Regions from separate parts of the Homo sapiens genome. Here region 1 is linked to region 2. Evidence: chromatin contacts called from ENCODE POLR2A ChIA-PET data. All regions are on one chromosome and are shown on one strand. The core of a region is the stretch at or near the end of the contact, and the rest is flanking DNA. Distances in the headings are between cores, read along the strand shown.

Region 1 (2,700 bases), core at 120-2,619, 130 kb before region 2:
ACAGGCACCTGCCACCACACCTGGCTAATTTTTTGTATTTTTAGTAGAGATGGGGTTTCACCGTGTTAGCCAGGATGGTCTCGATCTCCTGACCTCAGGATCCTCCCGCCTCGGCCTCCCAAAGTGCTGGGATTACAAGTGTGAGCCACCGCGCCGAGCAGCAATACCTTTTTTAACGTGATTTGCTTATATTTGCATCTCATTGGAGTGATATAAAACAAATATCCACATTTATATATGTCGAAAAGAGTTATTGTCATTAATTGTGAGGTAAAAATTATAAGGTGTAGGAAGTATTTGTACCATATCTTGTCAATGATTTTATTCCTTTACTATGGCGTAAAATAATGATGTATTTTACAATTGATACAAAAAATATATTTAAATTACTTAGAAAACACTGTCAATATTAGCATACTGATGTTGTGATTAGTATAGACCTGATATTTATCTACAGGCATTATGTATCATTAGTTCATTCATTTCTCCCAAAATATCAAAAGGTAGGTTCTATTACCACTCCTAAGTACAAGTTCTGAATTTGAGCTAAAGCCCTGCAAAAAAAGGGCTGTCTCCATAGTCCTTGCTCACATAAACTATGTTAGAAAATGTTTTTCTGTTAAATTGTGAATACATTGTAGGTCTAATTTAATAAATCTTATGCTAGCCTATAGTCATGAAGATATTTTCCTAACATAGGTTGTAAATACTGTATTAAAAGGTATTTATATTTGGGTCTATGATGCACCTGCAATTAATTTTATGTGTAATGTGAAGTTAAAGGTACATTTAACTTCCCCCAATGAACATTAATTTCCTAGAACATTGATTGTAAAAGCCATCTTTCTACTAATAACTGCTCTTATTAATTATTTGCATTTATATTATTTTGTCTGTTTTGAGCTTTCCTTTATTTCATTGGTTCACCTTTCTATCTGTGCAAATATTACATTGTCTTAATTACTAAGAGTCTTCATTTAATACAAGAATTTTCCATCCACAGCCCTTTAGCCTATCTACTGTGGTGTTCTAAAAGGAAGAAAGAGGCTAGTAAATCCTGGATACTTTGCTCCTACACCAATATTCCCAGCTGTACCTTGAAATAAAAGGATTTAGAACTTTAGAACATTGCTGTTGTTGCTTATGTCTCTAATGTTCTCTTGAATCTTGACAATCCCCGAACACTGCTCCCCGCTTTATTTGTTTAGTCCAGTCCCAGTGAAATAAATTAGATGTCAAGGCTCCTCATTATGGTTGCCTGGTTTTTGGAACCTGGGGTACTTTGTACTCCTCCAGCAACAGCCAGAGGTGGCAGAGAGCTGTCAGTCATCCCTGGGTGCCTCCTGCGCAAGCGCAGTTGTCCTCCTGCGCCGACCTCGAATGCGGTCCTCCTGCTGCAGACCACGCCCACCAAGGGCTGGCCGCAGCCACTGTAGCTGAGCTCAGAGCCTTCTGTGTGGTTTGCGGGGGCAAGGTCAGCTGCCCCCTGCCCTCTCTCTGGGGCTATTTGAGGAATGCGGCCTTTTTGCATAAGAAAGGCTTTTCTCTACAGTAACTGTGGTCGCTGATCAATGACACCTTCCTGGTAACATTTCATATTGCTTTTTTGGAGGTGGGGGTGCAGATATCTTTAAAACTTGCATGCGATTGTCTTTCTTTTAATCACATAAACATCATTTAAAACCAATTCATATTTTGTATTGTATATTAATGCCTTTCATTCCTGTATTTTAAAATGCTATCATAATCATTTTTCGAAATACATATTTAATTATTTTCATCTGTTCAATCATCTTTCTTTAGTAATTAAATGAAAATAGCACTTTATTAAGAAAGACAAATGTTACATATTCTCTGTTTTAGTGTTTTCCAGAAATTTGCTATGAAATACGACTGGTTGAAAAGGAGAGGGTCAGAGACTTTCCTGAGAGCCACAGGACAAAATTTACTTACAATCGCAGGCTTAAAGAAGCTATGATAGTTTAAATTACGTGGCTTAGTTTGTTCTTATTGTGGAAGGTGCACAAGGAATTAATTTGTGTAGACAGAACACTGAGAGTCCCATTCTGAATGCAGAGACAGCTACTTTGCTACCGTGCAAATGAGTGTCGTCATATTGTTTGTTTTTCTCCTTACCCAAAAGCTATAGACATTGGCTTGCATATTTGAGTATTTTCACTTTGGTTTTGTAAATGGCTGCTTGACTTGCCTTCCTACAGAAAATCCATAATACAGAGATGTATTATTTTCTTACTCCTTTATGAGTGATTAGTTTGCACTGAAATAAAAATGCCACTCAGGAAATGTCATACATCTTCAAGCAGCATATATTTTAATAGTATCATCTTGTAGAAAGGGAATTACAATCTTTATTTCTTCTATATCAATGAGCAAACTACTTTTTTAATTTTTATATGTTCATTTTTATTGACTTAGTCAATAGTTTACCTACTTTTTAGGTTTTACGTGCTCCATTAATGTCCATTGTTTTAGGCTGAACCTTTGACACTCCTCATATATCGTTTGTATGAGACTAGATGGCAAGTAAAGATAGGATTCCTCACCCTAGGTTAAACACTAACTTCCTCTTGAAGAAACAACTTAGGAGTCCAAAAAGCAGGCTAGGAATTGTTTAGGTTCTGCAATACGAATTGTGCAAATGCCAACAGGATTGAATTGAGAGAAACACATTCTCTAATG
Region 2 (2,700 bases), core at 40-2,539:
CTATTAGAAATTGCAATGTTTTTGTAGGTCAAAACAATTCAATATTGACAATTTTATATGATTCAGCCTAATACATCATTTTTTCCATCAGCCATATTGCATGTTATTATTTATATATACGTTTATTTAGTTAGCCTATCTGTTCTCTGTGAGGAACATTACACAGTTTCTGAGATTTTGTTACGATAGAAGTCAGCATTGATAAGCCTCTGCGCACCTGTTTTAATGTAGGATCATTGGGAACTGAGCAGTAGCTTACAGGGCTTGGGAGGGGATTTAACCATTTAGTCAACCTCCACTCACATCACCCTCCCTTCTTCGATAATGGGCAATTGAGAAAGGGCAAATGTGTGTAAAAACTATGCAGATGCAGTTTCAGGATTATTTTCTTCTTTTCTGCAGTGTCTTTTCCCAAGCTACATCAGCGTCTAAATTTTGGAGTTACTGATGCTTCCGTTATTTCTGCAGATAGAATATTATGTCGTAAATAATGTTTACTTGTCCATTAGTATTATATAAAAGTGCCTGTTTCTCCCCACTCCAGCTATCATTGATTATTGGTAAAAATTTTAATGTATCCAATTCTAATAGGCAAAGAAAGGCTCTCCTACTTAGATCTTAGGTGGGGGTCTAAGTTCATATTTTTGTTTTACAAAAATTGAATAGCCAGTGTTTTTGAGTTGAATGATCTATCCATTCCGTATAGGAGAGTTTAATTATATTGTGATTTTGGGGGAGATAATTTTCACAATTTACCCCCTCAAAATGTAGAAAGTAGAAAAAGGGTAGAAAAATCGCACCAAATTTGAACAATGTAGCATGCTTTTAGAGTTAGGGATATTTTCTTTTGGAAGGATTTCAAGTCTGGCGTATTTGCATTGATTGTGGTTATGGCGCATTTAACTTTTCCAAACCAGCTTTTTTGTACCGCACATAGGAAGACCTGAGGGTGAGTGTAAATTAGGATTGTTTGGCCAGTGGTGTGTGCAAAAATTTATTGTAGAACCAAGAATTATTTCTTTAGTATTTTACACATTTTAAAAAACAGGTAGACATGTCCATTGATCCCAGGTTGCTTATGGTTTCTAGAGGCCCCCTCTCATTGCAACAGTGCTGTGGGGCCCTAGGGGTCCAGTAGCCCCCTCCCCCCAGGTCATTCCGGTGAGGGAGGGAGCTGGGACCCCTGCACTGCGGCAAACAAGCACGCCTGCGCGGCCGCAGAGGCAGGCTGGCGCGCATGCTCAGGCGGGGATGTGTGCGAAGCCTGCCGCTGCTGCAGCGAGTCTGGCGCAGAGTGGAGCGGCCGCCGGAGATGCCTGACGCATCTGTCTGAGGAGCGGTCAGTGACGCGATGGAGCGGGCAAGGTCAGCTGTGCCGGTGGCTTCTCTCAAGAGACAGCCTGGGGAGCGGCCACTTTTATTCATCAGATATTCCAAGTTTTTAGGACTTGGAGTACTGAATAAACGGAATTTGGGCCCTAAAGTCCTTTGTTCTGGAGAACCAGATCCGGAATGTTCAGAGGCTTGCTGTTGTGCCGTTCTGCCCCGATGGTATCCTGTCCGCTCGCATTGGGGCGCGTCCCCCATCCGCCCCCAACTGTGGTGTCGCGACAGGTCCTATTGCGGGTGTCTGCGGTGGGAAGGGCGGTGGTGACTGGGAGCATGCGGGGTAACCGCAGTGGGCAAGGGACATGGGTGGAGGTGGGTACATCAGGGTGATTGCAGTTCCGTGTGGCGAGGGTACGTGGGGGGACCAGTGCATAGGGATTTTAGGCGGAGGTAGGTATATTGGAGTGATTGTGGCGGGGCGAAGGTACGTGAAGTGATCGGTATTTAGGGGGTGTTGAGCGCAGGTAGGTGTATAATAGTGACCACTGCGTGGTGGAGCAGGGTACGTGGGGCGACTGGGGGGGGAATTCGTCGCAGTGACCGAGGCGAGGAGGCTATGGCAGTGGACCAGGGGGATGAGTCGGTGTGACAGTGGTGGGGGTTGTGTTGGTGGTCGCGGCGCGGGGAGAGTCCGTAGGAAGTGGCTGGGAGGTAGGGGGAAGGCGGCGACAGTGGGTATTGGCGGCGGTGGGCATTGGCAGCGGGTAGGCATGGCGGTGGTGGACTTTGGCGGCGGTAGGCATGGCGGCGGTGGGCATGGCATGGAGGCGGTGGGCATGGCGGCCGCGGGGCCTGTCGCTGTCCGGAGTGACTAAGGGACGCTGAATGATTGCTGTGTAGAGGAGGGGGCATCAGAAGGGGCAGTAGCACAGTCCGCAGCCTTTAATTTTCCTGTGACCTGCGATGGTCATCTGGTTTGCCTACTGTGGTGGTGGTGCTTTTTTATTAAAACTGCGCAATGCCTACACTGCCGCAGGGGCTGCAGAAATGCGTGGAATCCTTGCGTACCCTTTAGGAACCCTCGCTTTAGAGGCTATGGCATAAGAAGACTGGAATGATGTGCAGAACTTGCATTTACAGATCTTTTGACTGATAGGCCAGGTGATGCCTGGGGGTTACTTTTTTTTCATTGTTTCTCTCTGTTGGGAACCAGGTCTTGGAAGGCTATGTCGAAATAACCTGGGGGTCTGTGTTGCGTCACTGCCATTGTGCAGCTCCTTCAAGATGGCCGCCGCTGCAGCGGCTTAGATCTGCGCAAGCGCTTCAGCGGGGGGGTGGCCGCTTCCTCCCTGTAGAGCCGCCAGTGGGGAG

What was found. ChIA-PET counts read pairs that join two places held with the same protein, here RNA polymerase II (POLR2A).
Region 1: POLR2A ChIA-PET joins it to region 2 with 11 read pairs in WTC11. The contact joins the promoter of SNHG14 here to the promoter of SNURF in region 2. POLR2A ChIA-PET finds 5 or more read pairs at or near these places in 3 of 52 experiments (IMR-90 and WTC11).

Annotation. Positions count from the first base shown.
Region 1 is chr15:24,822,239-24,824,938 of GRCh38, forward strand. It overlaps SNHG14 (small nucleolar RNA host gene 14), which reads left to right and starts at 1,370. Exons shown (of 148, transcript NR_146177.1): 1 at 1,370-1,585. It also overlaps a transcript of SNRPN not described here.
Region 2 is chr15:24,953,698-24,956,397 of GRCh38, forward strand. It overlaps SNURF (SNRPN upstream open reading frame), which reads left to right and starts at 1,290. Exons shown (of 3, transcript NM_001394334.1): 1 at 1,290-1,365. The coding sequence starts at 1,352. It overlaps SNRPN (small nuclear ribonucleoprotein polypeptide N), which reads left to right and starts at 1,290. Exons shown (of 10, transcript NM_003097.6): 1 at 1,290-1,365. All of the region lies in intron 4 of SNHG14 (small nucleolar RNA host gene 14), which reads left to right. RefSeq lists enhancers at 1,705-2,270, 2,271-2,700, 2,661-2,700.